2 separate regions of the Homo sapiens genome follow, and region 1 is linked to region 2. A link is a loop called in an ENCODE intact Hi-C map of the cell type or tissue named here. Cell type or tissue: PC-9. All regions are shown on one strand. Links, peaks and the distances in the headings refer to the core of each region. The heading gives the core; the rest is flanking DNA.

Region 1 (12,237 bases), core at 1,428-9,427, 50 kb before region 2:
CCAGGTGTAGTAACGCACACCTGTAATCGCAACTACTCAGGAGGCTGAGGCAGGAGAATGGCATGAACCTGGGAGGCGGAGCTTGCAGCGAGCTGAGATTGCGCCACTGCCCTCTAACCTGGGCGACAGAGCAAGACTCCACCTCAAAAAAAAAAAAAAAAGACAGAGTCTTGCTCTGTCGCCAGGCTGGAGTGCAGTGGCACGATCTCAGGTCACTGCAACCTCCACCTCGTGGGTTCAAGTGATTCTCCTGCCTCAGCCTCCCGAGTAGCTGGGACTACAGGCACTCGCCAACACGCCCAGCTAATTTTTGTATTTTTAGTAGAGACAGGGCTTCACCATGTTGGCCAGGATGGTCTCGATCTCTTGACCTTGTGATCCGCCCACCTTGGCCTCCCAAAGTGCTGGGATTACAGGCGTGAGCTACTGTGCCAGGCCAATATTTGTATTTTTATCTATGCTTTTCTGCTTCAAATAAAGAGATGCCTAATAAACTGTTTTAAATAAAGAAATGACATTTTATTAATAAAATAAATAAATATGTAAAATACATCAAGATAATTCCTTCCAACATGGGGTCACCTTGTAGCCCTGTAATCAGGATTTGATAAATTCAAGGTTGTCAGTAATTCAAAACAATTTCCCTTTAGACTAAATTTTGCATAAAACGTAAATCTTATTATCACTGCAAACCTCTCGCTGGGATTTATGATTTTAGATTAGTAATGTATGAAACCACTACTTTGTTCAACTGTATTCCCTCTGCCAACTTCATGTATATACCTAATCTATTCCTATCTCAGAGGCTCATCTAATTTTCCCAACACTGGGAGTGGTTTCCACGCAGTGATCATACAAGCATTATGTGATGAAAGAAAACTAAGCCTGTTAACCGTTGACCTGAAGGCAGTGACTGTCAGTAACAATTACATGTTCTTCCAACCATTGATTCACTTAATCTTTCTGAAATTAAGCTTGGAATTTTTACAACAGATGTACAAAGCTCGACAGAGAACTTAAAGGAACTAGCAAGGCTAGAAGAGCGGAACACAGAAACTCACTCAGCCAGGCATGGTGGCTCATGCCTGTAATCCCAGCAGTTTGGGAGGTTGAGGCAGGCGGATCACCTGAGGTCAGATGTTCGAGACCAGCCTGGCCAACATGGTGAAACCCTGTCTCTACTAATCATACAAAAATTAGCTGGGCATGGTGGCGAGTGCCTGTAATCCCAGCTACTTGGGAGGCTGAGGCAAGAGAATCACTTGAACCCGGGAGGCGGAGGTTGCTGTGAGCTGAAATCTTGCCACTGCACTCCAGCCTGGGCAACAACAACAAAACTCCACCTCAAAAAAAAAAAGGAAGAAGAAAAGGAAAGAAAGAAACTCAATGAGAAAGAGGTCATGCAGGGGATGAATTACAACAGCAAAAACACAGACCCTGTCCTAGTACCATGTATGTCTGTCATGAGTATACTTTTCTTATTCATTCCATACCCTGTACTTCTAATATTCACAACCACAACTGTGGTAGCCAGCCTCCTGGATGGCCCCAATGATCTTCGTTTCCTCCTGGTATTCACATCCTTGGTGATCACCTCCCATGCTGCATCAGGGCTGGCCCCATATGGCAGGAGTAATGGTGTGTGCCTTCCAAGGCCAGATCCTAAAAGATCTTGCAGCTTTCACCCTGGTCTCCTGGATTGCAGGCTCCTGAGGAAGCCGGCCGCCACGCCCTGTGGACACTCAAGCAGCTCTATGGAGAGACCCACAGGGAGAGGAACTGAGGCCCCCAGCTAACTGCCAGCACCAATGTGCCAGCCACGAGAGAGAGCCACTTTGGAAGAGGACCCTGTGGCCTCAGTCAAGCCTTCAGACAACTACAGCCACAGCCAGCATCCCACTGCAACTCACGAGAAACCCTCAGTCAGAACTGCCCAACCAGGTTCCCACATTCCCGAGCCATAGACACTGTGAGAGAAAATAAATGATAATTATTATTTAAAGCCACTGTGTTTTGGGGTGATGCATGTAGCATTAGATAATACAAACATCAACAAGTCATAAGGATAGAATAATGACAAAATCCAGTTACAATTTTCCAAAGCCTGTCATATTAACATATAATTCTATGTTTCTGTCTTGAGAACTGGATCATTCATTAAAGTTGAATATATGTTTATATAAGACAATATATAATTAAATAAAACATATTAGTATTTTATTATTAGCCATTGAGATCTACTAGATGTTAGGTGCAGCGAGATTAGATATAATTAATTCTGCAACTCAGCTAAGAAAATCTCCTCTCTGGACTTCACTATACTCCCAGAAGACACCAGGAGAGTGCTATATTTTTCTTTTTTTTTTCTTTTTTTTTTTTTTCAAAAAGGTTCTCCTTTTGGTCAGGCACAGTGGCTCACACCTGTAATCCCAGCACTTTAGGAGGCTGAGGTGGGAGGATTGCTTGAGGTCAGGGGATCGAGACCAGCCTGGTCGACATGGCGAAACCCCATCTCTACCAAAAAATATAAAAATTAGCCGGGTGCGGTGGCGCATATCTGTGGTCCCAGCTACTCGGGAGGCTGAGGTGGGAGAATCACTTGAACCCAGGAAGCGGAGGTTGCAGTGAGCCGAGATCACGCCACTGTACTCCAGCCCGGGTGACAGAGAAAGACTCTGTCTGAAAAAAAAAAAAAAAAAAAGCCAGGCGCGGTGGCTCACACCTGTAATCCCAGCACTCTGGGAGGCCAAGGCGGGTGGATCACAAGGTCAGGAGTTTGAGACCAGCCTGGCCAACATGGTGAAACTCCGTCCCTACTAAAAATACAAAATTAGCTGGGTGTGGTGGCAGGCACCTGTAATTGCAGCTACTGGGGAGGCTGAGGCAGGAGAATCGCTTGAACCCAGGAGGCAGAGGTTATAGTGAGCCGAGATTGCACCATTGCACTCCAGCCTGGGCAAAAAGAGTGAAACTCCATCTCAAAAAAAAAAAAAAAGTTCTCCTTTTGAAATTATTTTAAAAAGTTTAAAAAAAAACATTTTTCTATGGTATAATCTTACATTTATCAAATATTAGTAAAATTGAGGTATATAAAGAATTTTAATCATGAGGAAAGGCTTAAATTACCATAAGATAAATATACATTTAAAACAATTATATAAAATCATCTATTAACACTGCATGACAAAAAACAAGAGAGAAATGCACTAAGCCTTCAGTAGTAATTGATTCTGAATAGGTTATAAAAAGTTGTAAAAAGTCTCATTTTTCCCTACAATGAACATCTATTTTTATTTAATAATCAGAAAATACAAAATGTTTAAGGATGGGGCTGGGCACAGTGGCTCACCCCTGTAATCCCAGTACTTTGGGAGGCCAACGCAGGTGGATCATCTGAGGTCAGGAGTTCAAGACCAGCCTGGGCAACATGGCAAAACCCCGTCTCTACTAAAAATACAACAATTAACCTGGCATGGTGGTGCACACCTATAATCTGAGCTACTCAGGAGGCTGAGGCAGGAGAATCACTTGAACCTGGGAGGCGTAGGTTGCAGTGAACTGAGATCACTCCACTGCACTCCAGCCTGGGCGAGGGAATGAGACCCTGTCTCAAAAAAAAAAAATTTTTTTTAAGGATGAAAAAATTCTGATGAAGCTTCCCAGTCTCCTGCTTAACTACACAAGTGGATTCACGGGCTGTGAGAAAACTGTACAGAAGACAGAAAGCTGCCTCCCATCCTTTTCTAGAAAGAGTTGGGAGAATATAAATAGACCATCAGGCCGGGCACGGTGGCTCACACCTATAAACCCAGATCCTTGGGAGGCTGAGACGGGAGGATGGCTTGAGCTCAGAAGCTCGAGACCAGCCTGGGCAACATGGCAAAACCGCGTCTCTACAAAAATATACAAAAAGTAGCTGGGTGTGGTGGTGCACACCTGTAGTCCTAGCTACTCTAGAGGCTGAGGCAGGAGGATTGCTTGAGTTTGGGAGGTCAAGTCTGCAGTGAGCTGTGATCATGCCACTGCACTCCAACCTGGGTGACAGACTGAAACACTGTCTCAAAAAAAAAAAAAAATGACAAGCAATCAATGGAAAGCAAATTGGACCTTCAGGATCTATAGACTATGATCAGCTTTATAAGTTCCTTGCAAAATGCTGCATACAATTTCATGAAAGGAATCTACATTGTCCACTCGTTTCAGACTCAAAGACTTGAAACCCTTTTTGAATGTTTTACCTACTCTGCCAAAGCGGTTCCCACTCCGGAGGCTCCCAGCCAGCTGCTCTGAGGCAGGCTCTCAGACGACAGCATGTTCTATTCATGAGAAATAAAATTCTCCAACTATTTTCAAGGCAATGTTTTCACAAATATTGGGCCTGTCATGCACAAATACTGGTCCACCTCACAAAAAGTGTGGCCTAATTTAGTACAACCCAAACCAATGGATGCAGAATTAACAACCTGGCTAATGATTGAGCCAAACGACCTATTTACTGTTTTCTGCCAGGCGCAGGTTTGACTTTGGCCACTCATAGTGCAGTCCCAGGACCAGCGGCATCAGCGTCCCCTGGGAGCGTGTTAGAAATGCAGATCCTCAGGCCTCAGCCCAGGCTCCTGGCTGGGAGCCTGCAATTACTTTTGTCTACAGGACCTAAAGTGTGAGCATGCTCCGCTGACGCCCTGGGTGAGGCCCCGGGATGGACAGTGGTGGTGTTATCTCTACACCCAGGCACCGAGGTTGCTCAGTCACCCCTTCGGGGACACAGGACACAGAGCTCAGCTTGTGTTCTTGTTCATTTTTACTTGATTGGCTTTCTTTCAGTGGGGCAACGCACCCACCTTCTTGTCTTGCCCAGTCTCTGCTATATATAAATCCAAATAAATTCTTACCTAGTCCTGGCCTGGATGCCTACAGCACTCCCTCACATGCCCCCTAACTGGTCTTGTTCTCATGTGCACCAGCTCCTGGGTGCTCTACCAAGAGTCATCCCTGGCCCCATGGGGGGAAATGGCAGCCCCCTGTCATAGGCTGGGGTGGAGTGGTCAAAGGAGAAGGGCAGATCTCGAGATATTGTGGCTTGTACTTTGTCTTACAGATTTAGGAATATATAGGTGTCGTCACACTTAAAATGTGTGTGACTAAACCAGCACATCCACGGAGAGCATGCCCCGCAGGGAGGAGGGCTGCACCGCTTTCAGCTGGCTGTCGTCATCACCCATGAGCATTTATTCACCATCAGCAGGCTTACTGGTCCCTGGCTGTGTGTTCAAAATACAAAGATTGCTGAAATGCGACTCCCTCCCCTCAGGACATTCAGTCTGGGGAAGGAGGCAGAGAAGTAAACAATGAGAATGCCAGGCTCGGCCCAGAGGATGGTGGGAGCACAGATGACTGGCAACTTGCCCAGGCTGGGAGGAGTTGGCACCCAGCCAGGTTGAGCCTCGTTAGCCAAGCAATGGTGGGAGGTCCGCAGCGCCAGGGATGGTGGAGGGACCGTGTCCCAGGCGGGAGGCAAGCATGTGCAAAGGCGTGGAGCTGACGAGTGGGGAATTCTGGGTCATGACGGGCTTCCACGAGGGCTGAGGAGGCTGAAGTGCATCCAAAGTTGGTGGAGAACCACGCAGGGTCTTAGAAAGCAGCGTGATCAGATTTTCCTGCTAACTATCTGGCTCTCAGGTGGGAGCTGGTGTGGGAGGAGACAGCCTTGCCACATTTTCTTCTATTTTCAAAATATTCTTTAAATATATGCCCCCCAACCCTATTCTTTTTAAACTGAGTTGGCAACTCATTTGTGATTTAAGGTGTAACTGAAACTGACATCTGTCTGTCTGACTCATAGCTGTCAGGGCGGTGGCTTCCACATGACATTCTGGGCTTTGGGATGTCTGTTCTGCAGGTGTTCATTAATGTCTTCTAACTTGATTTTTTTTTAATGTACAAAATTTAAATTATAACCTTTTCCAAATGTGAAAGGGCTCGATATCGTTAGTCACAGGGAAATGCAAATTAAACCCACAATGAGATACCGCCATACACCCACCAGAATGGTTAAAATTAAAAAGACTGACAATACCAAATGTTGGCAAGGGTGTGGAACTCTCATGTTCCCAGCAGGTGGGAGTGTAAAATGGAAGAACCACACTGGGAAACTGGCAGTTTCTATTAAAGTTTAACACATGTCTACCTTATGAGCCAGCAACTCCATTCACGGATACTCTCTCAAAATAAATTAAAGTCTATATCCACATGAAGATGTATACAAGAATGTTCAGGACAGCTTTATCCATAATATCCCAAAATTGCAAACAACCCAAATATTCATCAAGAGACTAGATAAGCAAAGTCTGCTATAATCAAACTTGGGAATACTACTGAGCAACAAAAGAAGAACAAAATCCTGATACACACAGCAATGCCAGTGGATCTCATGCATATTACATTGAACAAAATATGCCAGACACCAAAAAGTGCACGCTGCTGGATTCTATTTAATGAAATCCAAGGACAGGCAAGATTAATACTGTATATGGTAATAAAAAATTGTGAAGGGGGTTATTAGAAAATGGCACAAGAGAACTTCCTGGGGTAATGGAATCATATCTTAATCTGAGTGACATTTACATGTGCATATTCATTTGTGAAAATTCACTGAACTACACCCTTAAGAGTTGTGCATTTCACTGTATGTAAATTATCTCTCAATGAAGTAATGATAGCAGAAAAAGCAACTTTGCCTATGCAGACATACAAATGCTGAATAAGCCTGTGAAAAAATGCTCAACATCATTAGTCACTGAGTCATGAGAAATGCTCATCTAAACCACAATAAGAAATCACTTCACCCCTATCAGGATGGCTACCATTTAAAACACACCTATATAAAAAAATAACAAGTGTTTGTTTGGTAAGGATGTGAAGAAACAAACCCTTGTGCATTGCTGGTCAGAGTCTAATGTGGTGCAGCCACTGTGGAAAATAGCTTGGTTGTTCCTCAGAAAGCTAAACATAGAATTGCCACATGATCCAGTAATTCCACTCCTAGGTATATGCCCAAATGAGTTTAAAGCAGAGGTTGAAACAAAGATTTGTACACTCATGTTCCTAACAGCATTATTCACAGTAGTGAAAACATGGAATACCCAAATGTCCATCAACAGATAAATGGACAGGCAAAATGTGGTATATACATATGATGGAATATTATTCAACCTTTAAAAAAAGGAAATTCTGATACATTTTATAATATAGATGAACACTGAGCATATCATGCTAAGTGATATTACCCATATACAAAAAGACAAATATTGTATGATTCTATTTATGCAAATATGTAGGATAGGCAAATTCATAAAGGCAGAAAATAGGTTAGAGGTTATCAGGGGCTGAGGGGAAGAGGGTAGGAGGAGGAAGAGGGACTGGGGGGAGAGGGATGATAAAAACATTTTGGAAATAGTGATAATGTTTGCACAACATTGCAAATGCCACTGAACTGTACACTGGTTACAATGGTTAAAATGAACAATTTTATGTTATATATATTTCACCACAATTTTAAAAATTAATAATGGAATATGCCCCAAACTATCAAGTTGTATACTTTAATGGATGAATTGTCAATAAAGTTGTTAACTATGGAAAGAAAAAAAAAAGCAACCTAGTGGTACACACAACATGGCTAAATCTCAAAACCATTATGTTGAGTGAAAGAATCCAGGCACCAGAGCGCACACTGTGTGATTCCACTGAATTTTCAATACTGGCTAAACTAATCCATGGTGACAGAAATCTGAACAACAGGTCTTTGCCTCTGATGAGACAGGGACTGAGTAGAAAGGAGCAAGAGGAAACTTACTATGGTGATGGAAATGCTCTATATCTTGAGTAGGGGGATGACTGCACAGGTGTATATATTTGTCAAAATCATACGGCTGTTCACTTAGAATTTCTGTACTTTATCATATGTCAATTATACCTCAACAGAGTATTTTTTTATTTTTTCTTTAAGACAGGATTTCTCTGTGTTGCTCAGGCTGGTCTCAAACTTCTGGGCTCAAGTGATTCACCTGCCTCAGCCTCCCAAAGTGTTGGGATTACGGACATGAGCCACCATGCCTGGCTAACCAAGTATTATTAACATAAAATATGATTGGCCAGGTGTAGTAGCTAATGCCTGCAATCCCAGAACTTTGGGAGGCTGAGATGGGAGGATTGCTAGAGCCCAGGAGTTCCAAGACCAGTCTGTGCAACATAGTAAGACTCTGTCTCTAAACATTAAAAAAAATTTTTTTAATTAAAAGCAAAACAAAACAAAACAAAAATCATGGCCAGACACAGTGACTCACGCCTATAATCCCAGCACTTTGGGAGGCCGAGGCGGATGGATGATCTGAGGTCAGGTGTTCGAGACCAGGCTGGCTAACATGGTGAAACTCCATCTCTACAAAAAATACAAAAATTAGCCAGGCATGGTGGTGCATGCCTGTAATCCCAGCTACCTGGGAGACTGAGGCAGGAGAATCGCTTGAACCCAGGAGGCAGAGGTTGCCATGAGCCGAGATTGTGCCATTGCACTGCAGCCTGGGCAACAGAGCAAGACTCCATCTCAAAAAAAAACAAAAAACAAAATATAAAATATGGTTAAAACGCAACAAGGCATTGAGAGTGCTAGAAGGGGCAGGCTAGAAGTCAGAAAATACTCAAAAGTCTCCTAGGAGTCACTAGGTAGAGATGACGCCACTGAATGGGGTGGTCACATCCAGGTACTGAGAGGAGAAGGCAAACTTAGAAGAGATGGAGGCTGGAGAACAGACATCTGGATGTGGGAGGAGGCAGGAAAAAGTAGTGGTAATTGGCTTCTGACTCCAACCCCTCAGAAGGATCAAAGTCATATGCCAAGAAAAGGAACATAGCAAGAAAATCTAGTACTCCTGGTAAACATGTCAAGGTCCAGAAATCCAAAACTAAAAGAAAAAAACACATGTATGTACAAGATATAACCAAGAATTAGAGGTTCACATTAGAAAGCATAATTAGTTTGTGCTGTGGTCTGAGAGACTGTTTGTTATGATTTCAGTTCTTCTGCATTTGCTGAGGAGTGTTTTACTTCTGATTATGTGAGCAACTTTAGAGTAAGTGCCATGTAGTGATGAGAGGAATGTATATTCTGTTGTTTTAGGGTGGAGAGTCCTGGAGATATCTATGAGGTCTGCTTGATCCAGAGCTGAGTTCAGGTCCTGAATATTTGTTAATTTTCTGTCTTGATGATCTAATATTGTCAGTGGGGTGTTAAAGTCTCCCATTATTATTGTGTGGGAGTCTAAGTCTCTTTGTAGGTCTCTACAAATTTGCCTCATGAATCTGGGTGCCCCTGTATTGGGTGCATATATATTTAGGATAGTTAGCTCTTCTTGTTGAATCGACTCCTTTACCATTATGTAATGCCCTTCTTTGTCTTTTTTTATCTTTGTTGGTTTAAAGCCTGTTTTGTCAGAAACTAGAATTGCACTCCCTGCTTTTTCCTGTTTTCCCCTTGCTTGGTAAATTTTCCTCCATCCCTTCATTTTCAGCCTACATGTGTCTTTGCATGTGAGATGAGTCTCTTGAAGAAAGCACACTGATGGGTCTTAACTCTTTACCCAGCTTGCTATTCTGTGTCTTTTAATTGGGACATTCAGCCAATTTACATTTAAGGATAATATTGCTATGTGTGAGTCTGATCCTGTCATCACGATGCTAGCTGGTTATTTGCAGAGTTGTTTATGTTGTTGCCTCATAGTGTCACTTGTCTGTGTACTTCAGTGTGTTGTGGCTGGGAGTGTTTTTTTCCTTTCCATATTTAGTGCTACCTTCAGGAGCTCTTGCAAGCCAGGCCTGATGGTGACAAATTCCCTCAGCATTTGCTTTTCTGAAAAGGATCTTATTTCTCCTTCACTTATGAATACTTAGATTGGCTGGATATGAAACTGAGTTGGAATTTTTTTTTCTTTAAGAATGTTGAATATTGTCCCCCAATCTCTTCTGGCTTGTGGGGTTTCTGCTGAGAGGTCCACTGTTAGTCTGACGGGATTCTCTTTGTGGGTAACCTGGCCTTTCTCTCTGGCTGCCCTTAACATTTTTTCTTTCATTTCAACCTTGGAGAATCTGATGATGATGTGTCTTGGGGTTGATGGTCTCATGGAGCATCTTACTGGGTTTCTCTGCATTTCCTGAATTTAAATGTTGGCCTGTCTTACTAGGTTGGGGAAGTTCTCACAAATGATATCCTGAATTATGTTTTCCAAATTGGTTCCATTCTCCCCATGTCTTTCAGGTACGCCAATCAGTTGTAGGTTCGATCTCTTTACATAATCTTATATACCATGGAATACTATGCAGCCATAAAAAGGAACAAGACCATGTCCTTTGCAGGAACATGGATGGTGCTGGAAGGCATTATCCTTGGCAAACTAATGCAGAAACAGAAAAACAAACACTGCATGTTCTCACTTATAAGTGGGAGCTGAACGATGAGAACACATGGACACACAGTTGGGGATCAATGCACACAGGGGCTTATCAGGGGGTGTGAGGCAGGAGAGCATCAGGAAGAATAGCTAAAGAATTCTGCACTTAATACCTAGCTGATGGGTTGATCTGTGCAGCAAACCACAATGGGCATGGCACACTGCCTGTGTAACAAACCTGCACATCCTGCACATGTGCCTCAGAACTTAAACTAAAAGTTGAGGGGGACAAAAAGAAAGCAAGCATAATTAATTTTAAAGGGTGCTGGTACATAATTAAGTCATTCTGTTGTTTTGGTTTGGCTTAGTTTTTTTCTGGCCTGGAACAATCTGTTCGGCTTATGCCAAAAACAAAGATCCCCCAGGCATAGGCGAAACATGATATTTTCAAACTTTCCTATGAGTCAGCGAAGGCAGTTTCACTTTTGTCCTGGGACACGTAATTCCAGGAAGCGCTTCCCCTGCCCTGGTACACTCAGCCTTCTCCCTCTCTGTTTTCAGGCCATCACACCTGCTCGTTCACAGAGGAGGCAAAAAAATGGATGATGGACAGAGATTTCCAGAGTCGTAATCATCCAGATGGTGGCCACTAGAAAAGACCAGAGAAAATGTCCAGGGTTGGAGTGCAGGGATGAGCCCAGAAGATGACATTGCAAGCAATGGCTGAACCTCTGAAGATTCATTTCGTCTCTTAAGGGTGTCCAAGTCTCTCCTCTGCCCATCAGGCCCCACTGGAGGATTCTGAACCCCTCTCCTTCAGTTACTCCTTCAGGTAACTGCCTGTAGTAGGTTGAAATGTATCGCCCAGAAAAGACATGTCCACATCCTAACCCCGGTCGCTGTGAATGAGACTCTGTTGGGAAATAGCATCTTTATAGATCATAATTAAGGATCCTAAGATGAGATCATCCTGGAGATTTGAGACACAGATGTGCAGAGGACAGATGAGGACAGAGAGAGATTGGAGCGATGCTGTCACAGACCGCAGAATTCCCAGCTCTGCCAGAGGGAGCGTGGCCCTGCTGTCACCTGGACTTCAGACATCTGCCCCCCAGAATTGTGAGAGAATCAATTTCTGATGTTTAAGCCACCTACTTTGTGGTCATTTGTTACGGCAGCCTTCAGAAAAAAATCCACTGCCAATCTAGCACCACAACCACCTATGTCCCCCAGGCCGCTCCTCCACCTGGCCTCCTCCCTCCTCTCCTGCTCAGGATGTAACCCTCCGGTCTGGCCCCAACACAGCACCTCCCTCTGGCGTGACTCCCCTCCACCCTCCACAGTCACAGGGCACACTCGCTAGAGATAGGGATCCATGTTTGGTGTTTCCTCTCTGCTTAACAACATCTGCTCCTGCAGCTCTTGAGTTACTTGCCATAGGAAAAGCCCAGGACTGGCCCTGCTGGGTCCCACCAATCACCCGGGGAGTGAAATCCCAACTACTCAGCCCAGCTCCTTCAACTCTATTTGCAGTTCACCCATCCTCTACCAAGACAATCACCACTCCTGCTGCCTGTACCTGGAAGGCACTTTCCTACCCGCTCAACGGCAGTCAACTCCCACTTTCCCCGAAGGACCCACACACAAGGTTTCCCAGTGCCGAATCCCACCCACATCGCAGGCAGCTCTGGGTTCCTGACATGTATCAGTGAATTCCTTTCCTGTTACCTCATTTTCTTTCAAGGAGTCGTTCTTCTTAGGTTCATGTCTTACCCCACCTAATGAATCAAAT
Region 2 (12,237 bases), core at 2,171-10,170:
GATTTTTTAAAAAACCTCCTGCCATAGGTAGGTAAATATGGGACTCAGGAGGATACTCAGATTCTGTGTCAGCTTCTGAGGATCAACAGCCCTCTGTAAAGCCGGATTCATGCCTTAGCACGTGTAAAACTGCCAGACTGAGACTTCAGGGACACCAAGCAAGGGGACTGGAGCTGATAGACCAGCACCTTATGAACCAGGAGGGATGGGGGCATCGTGCCTGGCTCTCAGCTGGGACCAGTGTGCTTAATGCCAGGCCTACAAGTTGCCACCCCATCCTCTCCCTAACTGAGCATAAATTCAGTCAGCAAAGCAAAGCCTAAATCAGGATTTCAAACTACCGTGGTGAATCACACAGTTTGGCTTCCCTTGTCACTCAGCTTATTCTCTCTTAGGTCAGTTTCAGGTCAAAACGTGCCCATGGGGACAAAGATGAAGGCAGGGAGAATGCAGGCTGGGCAGCGACTGCATGTTGGGAGGCTCAGCCATCAGCATCCCTGACTTTGTCATTCTGATCTTGGGGAACACAGAAGAGGACCCTCCCCTGCAGCAGAACCCTGAGCCCTCCTTCCCTGGGACTCTGGATCCCTCCCAACCCTCCCTGAGGTCCTCCCGTCATGGTGTAGCATCTGTTTCTGCATCCACAGCCCACTCAGATCCCCACTCCACAACAGACTTTACGCCCCCACACGCTCCTGCGCTACCCCCACCAGCTTAGCTCACAGCTGAACCTTCTGCAAGACAGATCCGCACAAGCTGCACTTTTTCATCTTCCATTTCTTCATTTGACATATGTAATACACACAATCGAAAATTACAAAAGTAATTCACGCTTCTTGGGAAAAACCCCCCAAACATTATGCTCTACACAGTAAGAAGGCAGTGTCAGCCGGGCATGGTGGCTGTGCCTGTCATCCCAGCTACTTGGGAGGCTGAGGCAAGAGGATGGCTTGAACCTGAGAAATTGAGGCTATAGTGAACTATGATCACAGTTCTGCACTCCAACCTCAGTAACAGAGCAAGACCCTGTCTCAAAAAGTAAAATAAAATAAACATTTTTTAAAGAAGGTAATGTCTTTACTTTCATTTCCTCCTGCTGCTCTTTGAATTGCTGCCATCTGCTCCTGCCCCACCCACCCCCACCATCCCTGGCTTCCCCAAGGATCCCACAAGGGTTTCTTTCCTATGAAATTCAGTGGACATTTCCAGCCCTAAGCCATATTTGATGACGACATGTGCCCCATGCTTTGCCTGAACAGTGATCATCTCCAGGAAATACAGACACAGTCCCCTGGATTCCCTTCAGCTGTCCATACTATGGTCATCCAAGCACTGTAAACAGAGCTGGAAAGTGGGGATCCCCATACTCCATGCCCCTGGCAGTCCTGAGACCACAGGAAGGGAGAGTAGCCTGGAGTTCTGCTCATAGCCTTGCAGAGGGGCAAGGCTGAGGACTGAATTCTCTAGGACAGAGACTGTTCCCTGTTGTATGCTAAAGCAGCACGTGGCTTGAGTGCCTGGGAAACATTTCTGATGACTAAGTGAAGGAGGGATGGCTGAGCCAGCCCAGCTCTCCTGTGACCCTAAACCTAAAGCAACCTACTCCACCTACCTAACCCAGAAGCGACATGCTTAGCAGTGCCAAAGCTCAGCTCAACCCTGGCACAAAGTGTGTGGGAACAAAATCCACGCTCCTAAGACGTGGACTGCAATGGAGCTGGAGCTGATGGTTACTAATTTTCTTCCTTTTCTTTCTTTCTTTTTTTTTTTCTTTTTCTTTGAGACAAGGTCTTACTCTATCACCCAGAATGGGATGCAGTGGCAAATCATAACTCACTGCAGCCTCCAACTCCTGGACTCAAGCAATCCTCCCACCTCAGCCTCCCAAGTAGCTGGGACCACAGGCATGCATCACCATGCCCGGCTAATTTTTTATTTTTTGTAGAGATAGGGTCTCCCTATGCTATATTGCCCAGGCTGGTTTTGAACTCCTGGGCTCAAGCCATCCTCCTGCTGTGTCCTCCCACAGTGCTGGGATTACAGGTGCAAGCCACTGCACCTGGCCCATTACTACTTTTCACTAGCACACTTTTTTTTGCACTTGAGTACGACTGCCTCTGTTTCCATGGCTGTATATGTATATAGGGTTTAGACTCTCTCAGACAATTCACCAGAACATTTTGGTATTTCATTTTTAGAACCAAAAATACCCCAAGTTTATAATGATAAAAATTCCCAAGTTCTATTCTCTCTCCTAATCTGGAGTTATTCAGTCAACTGGCTTACTGAGCACGGCAGATGCACACTCCACTTCTCAATATGCACACTTTGTCATGGTTTTCCTCCTCAGAAGCCCCCACCGGTGACTCATGCCCACATTCCCTGTGTCAGCAGCCGGCTCCCAGGCCCCGCAGCAGACCTGCCAGGATGCCTCGGGGCTTGTGGCTTCTGGTCTCTTTGTTGGCATAGACTTCCCCTCCCATCCCTTGTAAACATTTTCCTCAATAGTATTTACTCAGTTTGATGTATTACTTACATATGTAGTCCAGATATCCACTGCAGGCATTGGGAGGGAGAGAAGAGGATCCCGGTGTCATCCTGCTTGCAGTTATTCATAATGTTGAGATTCCTGTGTGTGCAACCTGTTCACAGGATGTGCAGCTACCGAGCACTCAAACTGGAAGGGCGGGAAGGTGTTGCTGAAGAGGTGGGATGTCACCGAAAAGAACAGGACCTCAATAAAACTCTCAAGTTTAGGTGGTGGAGCAGAAAGTATAGTCTGTTGAGGGGAATAGACCAGACACACATACACGCATGCCTCAGAGGACAGAGCAGCACAGCCGGTTTTGACTTCATATAAGAATTCTCTCTCTCTCTCTCTTTATTTATTTATTTATTTATTTATTTGGTTTTTGTTGTTGTTGTTGTTGTTTTTGAGACAGAATTTTGCTCTTATTGACCAGGCTGGAGTGCAGTGGCGCAATCTCAGCTCACTGCAACCTCCGCCTCCCAGGTTCAAGCGATTCTTCTGCCTCAGCCTCTCAAGTATCTGGGATTACAGGTGCCCGCCACCTACCCCAGTTAATTTTTGTATTTTTAGTAGAGACGGGGTTTCACCATGTTGGCCAGACTGGTCTCGAACTCCTGACCTCAGGTGATCCGCCCACCTCAGCCTCCAAAAGTGCTGAGATTACAGGTGTGAGCCACTGAGCCCAGCCTCTTTTTCTCTCTTACATATGATTTTTCACTGCACCTCAACTCAATCTCTACTGTCTGTCTTTGAGTTCCAGATTCTGGGGCCCAATTTGCCCTTCCCCAGGTTGTCAGAAGAATGGAACCAAATCTCACCTCTCCCTTAGTTTCAGATCATCCACCCTTTGAAGAAGGTGTCTGAACTCCATCAGTGTATTTTTTAAGTCTTTTTTTCCTAAGCCCTAATGATATCTACAACTGAATGCCCTTCCTTTTCCCCACTCCAGCACTCTAGGGACCCTTGCTTTGGGCCCTCTATTGGGGCCGCTTCCTCACTTCCCTCACACTGTCTCCAACACCTGGCAGCTCCTTTCCACTGCTTCTTCCTCTTGCACCTTCCCACCGTCCCCAGCCTCTCGTCCTATCCAGTCCACCCCACACTGATGCGGTTCTCAGACTTCCCAGATATCACTGCACAATCAGAGGGCCGCAGGGGGACCACCGTCCATTACACATACGTCCACCCCATGAACTGAGATCACTCTCACCAGCGTAAAATCTGCTTTTATTGGCACAATATGAAATCACAACAAGTGCCCCCCACCCTCCACCCAGCACACCTGCATGCACACACACACACACACACACACTCATACACATGCATATACATACACAAGCTCTCCAGTGAAGATGAGTGTGTCTCTCAGTAAGGATTTCCAGTCATCAATACAGTGCTTTCTGCTCATTGATTCCCATGGTCATCTAGGAACATTTGCCACTAAGCAGTAAAAGGCACTGAAGGTAAAGTTAAAATGTTGGTGTAAAAGACACTGAAAATGGAGCTGGCCGAATTCTAGAGCCAGCATTTTTCTGTGTATTGGGAAAAGGCTGCCTTGTTTTATTCTAGCTGTGGATATTTCAGGTGGCTTAGGGAGCTTTCCACCTGGCCTCTCTCCTGACCTCCGCACCTCCTTTGACCTTGCCCTAGGACTTGCCCCTAAATATCTCAACCCTTTTCACTACCCAGATTGCCCCTAAAGGTTTGAGGCTGTGCCCTAAACCCCGCAGCTGCTGAGAGGCTGGACCACTGCCCTGGGCTCGGGGCGGCGGCCCCAAGGTGATTCTCCAATGCTTCACTTTCTGACACCCTTTGGGGCAATGGCTCAACCCTTTTCACCACCCAGCACCACAACCCTGCTCTTGCAGTTTGTCTCCTTTCCTGCCTCAGGTCACTAGGCAGTCTCACGTGAATGCCCCTCTTATCAAACTGTCTCCTGGCCTGCCCTTGGCTTCCGGAAGCTCCACATCATCCTGGTTGCTGAGTATTGCCCCGCAAAAGTCACACTGCTGAAAAAGAAGGCTACTTAAAAATGCGGGTGTCGGCCGGGCATGGTGGCTCACGCCTGTCATCCCAGCACTTTGGGAGACCAAGGCGGGTGGATCACTTGAGGTCAGGAGTTTGAGACCAGCCTGGCCAACATGGCGAAACCCTGTCTCTACTAAAAATACAAAAATTGGCCAGGCATGGTGGTGCATGCCTGCATGCCTATAATCCCAGCTACTTGGGAGACTGAGGCAGGAGAATTGCTTGAACCCAGGATCTGAGCCAAGATCGTGCCACTGCACTCCAGCCTGGGCAACGGAGCAAGACTCTCAAAAAAAAAAAAAAAAAAAGCAGGTGTGGTCTGCACACAGGAAGTTCCCAGTCACTCAGCAGTTCTTGCACTTGGCCTTGCTTTATAAACAGTCACCACTTTCTCTCAGTCCCACCCCACTTGGTCTGAGCAGGCAACATCACTCTCCAGTGGCGAGGGTTGAGGGCCCAAGGCACAAGGCTTGTCTCTGTCCCCTCCCTCCCCAGGCACCTTACCTTCAGCCCTGGCTGGCCCCCTCACACCCAGGGTTCCCATCAAGCTTAAAGAGGCATAGCCAGACGGCACCCTGGATAGTGCCTCCTGGGGGTCACACAGGCACCTAGAGACTCCCCCAAGCCTGACTAACACAGCACTGCCATCTGCCCAGGAGGCCTCCCTCTGCAGCTCCTGCTTCTCATCCCTCCCCCTCCATTCCCACTGCCACCTCAGGTGTCTCCTCTGTAGGCCTCCACATCCACACAGTGATCTATGGCATGGCACCGCTCTTGAGTTTAGAGCAGGCATGTCTAGGCTCAAAACCCCACCTGGCACCAACCCTGTGACTCAGTCATTCCACTCCTGGGCACGTACCCAGCAGAAATGTGTACATGTGGCCAAACAAAGACGTGAACGGGAATGTTCACGGAAACTTTTTTCACCGTGGCAAAAAAGAAAGAGAGGAAACAAATGCTCCCCAACAGTAGATTGGATAGAGTAGTTGCGGCACAATCATCAGTGCAGCACCGCACAGCAGTGAGAACGGGTGAGCTGCACACAACAGCATAAAGGAATGTCACCCGCTTAGCGTTGACCAAAAGAAACCAAACACAGAAGAGCACATGCTGTATGATTCCATTGACAGAAGCTTAGAAATCAGGCTAAACTAATGGCTAGTGCTGGAAATCAGGATAGTGTCTACCTTTTGGGAGGAAGAAGGGGTAGTGATTGGGAAGTGGACAAGGGAGGTTTTGGGGGCACTGGGAATGTCCTATCTGTTGTCCCAATGGGTTCACTTTAACATAATTTCATCAATCTATATACTTAAGATTTTTCTGAATGTTTGCAACCCTTCAATAAGTTTGTTTGTTTGTTTTTTTGTTTTTTGTACAGAGTCCTCCTGCTTGGGCCTCCCAAAGTGCTGGGATTATAGGCATGAGCCACCATGCCCGGCCCTTTTTTAAAAACTCAGCTCTTTTTAGCTTGGGTAAGTTATGTATCCCTGTCCAGGAATACAACACCTGCCTCACGAAGTGGTAATGGAAGACAGAGAAAGGCAACGCATGAGAAGCATCTAGTGTGGAGCCTGAAACTGAGCAAGCACTCAATATTAGTTATGATTATTAATTAGCCCTTAGTAAATGCAGAAGGAAGCTAAACCCACTGCCCCAGCTCTCTCCCTATCCCAGAAATTCTCTTGATTCCTGTAGCCCCTGTCCTGTAAGAGGTGCCCTGGGAACCACCTCAGTGCTAGTGCTCCACGCCCTGTGGCCTCCCACTGAGAATGGAATTCCTAGGGAGGAAGGCTCCCTCCCAGTTCCAGGCGTCCTCAGGGAGGGGATTCCAAGCAGCCCATTGGATTTCAGGATCCTCTGTAGCACTACTCACAGTTTAGGCATTTCTTGTTGGCTCTTGAGCTTAACTACGATTCAAATCATTGTTTACCCCAAATTCCCCAGGGCCAGATCACTGGTTGGGAATGCCCACCCCGGGTGTCCTCTGACCTATTGCTGCACGTTTAACCCAGAGAGTGCCACTGATATTGAAGAATGTGCTCATTAGCTCCCAGCCCACAAGACCAACAATAAACACTGGTTTTCTGGCCGGGCGCTATAGCCCACGCCTGTAATCCCATCACTTTGGGAGGCCAAGGCAGGCAGATCACCTGAGGTCAGGAGTTTGAGACCAGGCTTGCCAAAATGGTAAAACCCCGTCTCTACTAAAAATACAAAAATTAGCCAGGTGTGGTGGCAAGGACCTGTAATCCCAGCTGCTTGGGAAGCTGAGGCAGGAGAATCACTTGAACCCAGGAGGCAGAGGTTGCAGTGAGCCCAGATCATACCACTGCACTCCAGCTTTGGGCGGTAAGAGTGAAACTCTGTCTCAAACAAAAACCCTGGCCTTCGGATGGGCTTTTTCTGGGGGACATTATAACACCCTAGGCTCAGGAAATGCATCAGCTTCTCTTGACAAGTGGAACAGTCTTTCAGCTACTGTCTAACCCCTTTATGCTTCTATTTTCCTATCTATAAAGATGGGAGTGAGAATAGAGCCTTTCTCATAGTATTTTGGTGAGGATTAAATGAGCTAATTTATGTAAAATTCTTAAAACAGCGCCTGGCACATAAGAAGCATTGCATAAGCATTAGGATTGGCATTCCTGCTGTTGCTGGTAGAACACAGCACATTGCTTCTCTAATTGAACTGTCCTGGGGCTGTGCGGTGGTCCTCCCTGCTCCAAGCAGCCTCCAGTCATACTAGAGTTCAGAAGACAAACTGGAGAAACCAAGGGCAGCTTGGCAAGGGTACCAGCCACTTAAAAACTGGGTGCAATTCTGGAAGATTAAAAATGGCAGCAGAGAAAGACGGTGAAGGGCTTAGGCGGAGAGGTCATCAATGTCGTGTCCACACCTCCAATGCTTCAGGTGTCGAAAAGTAAGGTACTGGAGAATCACCTTGGGGCCCCCGCCCCGAGCCCAGGGCAGCAGTCCAGCCTCTCAGCAGCTGTGGGGTCCTTTTCCTCCAGCACATTCCTCCTTCCCGCAGCCACACCTCAGCCCTTCTCCAGTTGTGTAGTAGGACACAGTCACCTCCGATCTGACTGCCTTCTTTCCTTGTGGCCCAGGACAGGAGCATAAAAATAACAAACATGGAAGCATTTCCAGAACCTTACAGATTTCTACAACCACAGGCCTGATCTGGAGTTGCCAGCTTCTTCCACTATAACACCTGGAAAATCCATTGACTTCTCCCCCTTCTGGAAGGTTTCTCCATCTCCTACCAGTCTCTCCTATGGGCAGGTATAATCTTTCCCACCAGAGTGGCTGCTTCCCAGCCCTGAAGTTAGAAAAACCACCCGAAGCAAGGCGGGGCGCAGTGGCTTACACCTGTAATCCCAGCACTTTGAGAGGCCGAGGCGGGTGGATCATCTGAGGTCAGGAGTTCCAGACCAGCCTGACCAACATGGTGAAACTCTGCCTCTACTAAAAATACAAAATTAGGCAGGTGTGGTGACAGGTGCCTGTAATCCCAGCTACTTTGGGAGGCTGAGGCAGGAGAATTGCTTGAACCCGGGAGGCAGAGGTTGCAGTGAGCCGAGATTGTGCCATTGCACTCCAGACTGGGCAACAAGAGCGAAACTCCATCTCAAAAAAAAGAAAAGAAGAGGAGAGAGACACACAGAGAGAAGGCCGTGTGAACCTGTGAAGATAGAGGCAGAGGTTGAGGTGATGCCGCTTAAAGCTAATGAATGCCAAGGATTGCTGAGAGCCACCAGAGGCTGGAGGAGGCAGGAAGGAGTCTCCCCTACATTGTCCTGCAGATGCCTTGATTTCAAACTTCTAGCTTTTAGGATCATGAGACCATTCACTTCTGTTGTTGTAAGATACCTGGTTTCTGTGACTTGGTTATGGCAGCCCTAGCAAACCAACACACATGCTAACACATGCCGACATGCACTAACACATGCCGACATGCACTAACACATGCCGACACACAGGCTAACATGCCGACACGCACACCAACACATGCCGACACGCACGCTAACACATGCCGACACACATGCTAACATGCCGACACGCACACCAACACATGCCGACACGCACACTAACATGCCGACACGTGCTAACACATGCCGACACGCACACCAACACATGCCGACACGCACGCTAACACATGCCAACACGCACACTAACACATGCCGACACGCACACCAACACATGCCGACACGCACACCAACACATGCCGACACGCACACTAACACATGCCAACACATGTGCTAACACATGCCGACACGCACGCTAACGCAGACACATGCTAACATGCTGACACGCACACCAACACATGCCGACACGCACACCAACACATGCCGACACGCACACCAACACATGCCGACACGCACGCTAACACATGCTGACACGCGTGCTAACACATGCCGACACGTGTGCTAACACATGCTGACACACATGCTAACATGCCGACACACGCGCTAACACATGCCGACACGCACACTAACACATGCCAACACACATGCTAACACATGCCAACATGCACTAACACATGCCGACACACATGCTAACACATGCCGACACACATGCTAACACATGCCGACACACATGCTAACACATGCCGACATGCACTAACACATGCCAACGCACACGCTAACACATGCCGACACACATGCTAACATGCCGACACACGCACTAACACATGCCGACACACACGCTAACATGCCGACACGCACGCTAACACATGCCGACACGCACGCTAACACGCCGACACGCACGCTAACGCGTGCCGACACGCGCACTAACACATGCACTAACACATGCCAACACACACGCTAACACATGCCAACTTACATGCTAACAACACAAATCTGCGGCCTTCTTCGTGGCTGTGTAGCACTGAATGGCATTGACATGCCATCATTCATTCAAACAATCCAATGGTGATGGGCCCCTGGCTTCTTTCCAGTGGTCACTGTTGTAAACAAAAGCGCAATGCACCGCCGTGTGTATCTATCTTGGCTCAACTGTCTTTTATATGCTTATAATTATTTCTATAAGTGGAATTATTTATATGTTTTTTCCAGCTTTATTGATGCATAATTGGCATATGAAAAAACTGTACCTAATTACTATATACAATTTGGTGAGCTGGGCCATATAAACAGCCTCATGTTACCACAACTGAGGTAATAAACCTACCCGTCACCTCCAAAAGTTTTCTTGTATACCTTTGTTGTTCCTGTACTTTTTGTTTGTTTGTTTTAGAGACTGGGTATCATTATGTTGCCCAGGTTGGCCTCAAACTCCTGGGCTCAAGCAATCCTCTTGCCTTGGCTTCCTGAGTAGCTGGGACTGCAGGTGCAAGCCACCATACCTGGCTCCATATAGCTTTGAAAGGCTTTTGAAAACTTACGCCAAATCACCTACTAAAGAGGCAAATGAGAAAAAAAAAGCAATAAAAAAATACAAATAATGATTTATCTGAAAAGTTTCTCAATTTACAGAGCTGACTTTCTAGCTATCTGTTTGTTGCTATGCCAGAGGAATCAATTGTTTAAGAAAAAAAAAAGGTTTTGATATCACGTGAGTTCAGAGGCAGCACAGGATGAAACTGGGGAAAGCAGGCTCAGAGTCTAATTATTATTCATTACTAGAAATCACACTGAGCAGTGGTGAAATTGGGTCAGCAGCAGCATGGTGGGGGAGTTTGGTGGAAAAAAGGGGTCAGATATCTCCCAACTGTGGCTCGCATAGGAGCCACTGGGGATGGTGAGCATATGGATGCAGGAAGGTGGGTTAGATTCAGGAGAAAGTCTTTGACTCAGGCCTCAAGTAAGGACCCCCACCACTTGAGATGAAGTGCAGAGAACCCAAGAAGATGAACTGAGAGGGTGGAGCATGTTTGTTCATTTTGTTTCGTTTTGTTTTTTTGGCCCAGGCTGAAGTACAGTGGCACAATCATAGCTCACTGCAGCCTCCACTTCCTGGGCTCAAGCGATCCTCCCACCTCAGCCTCTCTAGTAGCTGGGACTACAGGCATGCACCACCACACCTGGCTAATTTTTTATTTGTTGTAGAGACAAGGTTTCACTGTGCTGCCTAGGCTGGTCTGGAACTCCTGGCCTCATGGGATCCTCCTGCCTCGACCTCCCAAAGAGCTGGCATGAAGCCACACCCAGCCTGGAGCAGTTATTGAGTAGGTGGTCAAGGTTGCTCAGGACAGCCTTGCCCTTCTGCAGCACTTTGCTTAGGACTGGCCCTGGCCCATGGGAGGGAAGGGAATTCCCTTGTGCTTCCTGTTTTCTCCCCTTTTCACTGTTAAAGATAATTTTAAAAAAAGAAAACAAAAAAAATCATGACTCCCTTACAGATATACAAATGAATGCTTATTAAAGATTTTCTTCCATAAATGAAGGAACAAGGCAGGTGTTCCATCCAGTTTAAAGATAATCTGAAGAGCAGATGTGTTTCTAGATCAGGAATATGGAAATGATTGTGCAAATTAAGGCAAAACTGATTTTCCAAGGTGGCTGGGCAAGAAGTCAGTTGAACCTCTTCTGAACATGACAGAATTTGCATATCTATAAACAAGAATTATTTCTCATTGCTATCAGTTACTGTACTAGGTTGAATAGTGTCCACCAATAACTCATGTCCACCCAGAACCTGTGAATGTGACCTTATTTGGAAATAGGGTCTTTGCAGACATAATAATGTTAAGTGAGGTCATACTGGAGAAGAGTAGACCGTAAGTCTAACATGGCTGATATCTTTATAAGAAGAGGGCAACTCGGACACAGAGACCCAGACACACAGTGGAGAAGGCAATGTAAAGATGGAGGCAGAAATCAGAATGATGCGTCTACAAACCAAGAAGCACCAAGCATTGACAGCAACTGCCAGGAGCTGGGAAGAGGGCGGGAAGGAACCTCTCCTAGAGCCTTTAGAGAGGGCTTGGTCTTGCTGAGACGTCGGTTGCAGTCTCAGTAAGCTCTGAACTGGAGCCTTCAGTTCCAGTAACGTCTGGAACTGTGAAGTGATCAATGTCTGTTGTGCTAAGTTACCCAATTTGTGGTGCTGTGTTACAATAGCCCTAAGTAACTAACACAGTTATCTACAACTTCCTGAGGTATGAAATAGCTCAAAGACAACGAAAGGCTAAAATCAGATACCCTGGAGTTCTAGCTACTAAGAAAATGCACAATTTTCCACGGAAGCAAATATATTTCCTGCATCATATTAGAGTTTCCTGCTCCTAGCAACCAAACTTGAAGATGGGCTGGTTTTTATCTGTACAAGTCGATACAATATTGTCATTCTACAAGTGTGGGACCAAGTGTTTTTGCCAAAACCTTTCGTTTTTACAGAGCTTTGTGTGGGGAGGGTTGAAGATGTCATCAAAATTTTTGACAATGTTTACTGTCATGTATGGATTCATGCAAAAGAATGGAGCATTTCTTTCAGTATGCTACATTTCCAAAAATGTTGTGTAATTATGCCAGAAATTCTTGATTTAAATAATATTTTAGTCAAAATATTTTAAGAAGAATTTTTATATGTTTATACATTTGTTTTTCCAGCAAAGGAGCATTTTCAGGAGCACAGAAGATTGGACAGAACAAGACCACACTCTTGGGAATGGACAAGGTGCTGTAGATTCTGTATGAATTAGCCTTTCCCATCCT

Evidence for each region. A loop is a pair of places that touch in the nucleus more often than their neighbours do. Peaks named below come from ENCODE experiments on the same cell type or tissue, not always from the same donor. Only the 100,000 strongest peaks of a DNase experiment are listed, where the experiment ranks them.
Region 1: it touches region 2 in a loop (4-fold over the local background); 33 of 110 quality-filtered maps call a loop at or near these places.

What each region holds. Positions count from the first base shown.
Region 1 is chr5:10,594,655-10,606,891 of GRCh38, reverse strand. All of the region lies in intron 1 of ANKRD33B (ankyrin repeat domain 33B), which reads right to left. Among named protein-coding and RNA genes, the nearest start is that of ANKRD33B, 37 kb to the right of the region's middle. RefSeq lists enhancers at 5,570-5,699, 5,920-5,999, 11,194-11,253, 10,481-11,680. In PC-9, for the core only: no CTCF peak of the experiment used is centred there; DNase peaks (open chromatin) are centred at 5,291 and 6,841; H3K4me3 peaks cover 302 bases; H3K27ac peaks cover 2,353 bases.
Region 2 is chr5:10,545,732-10,557,968 of GRCh38, reverse strand. No RefSeq gene overlaps it. Among named protein-coding and RNA genes, the nearest start is that of ANKRD33B, 12 kb to the left of the region's middle. RefSeq lists enhancers at 5,235-5,284, 5,435-6,232. In PC-9, for the core only: no CTCF peak of the experiment used is centred there; DNase peaks (open chromatin) are centred at 2,458, 4,958 and 6,438; H3K4me3 peaks cover 162 bases; H3K27ac peaks cover 3,453 bases.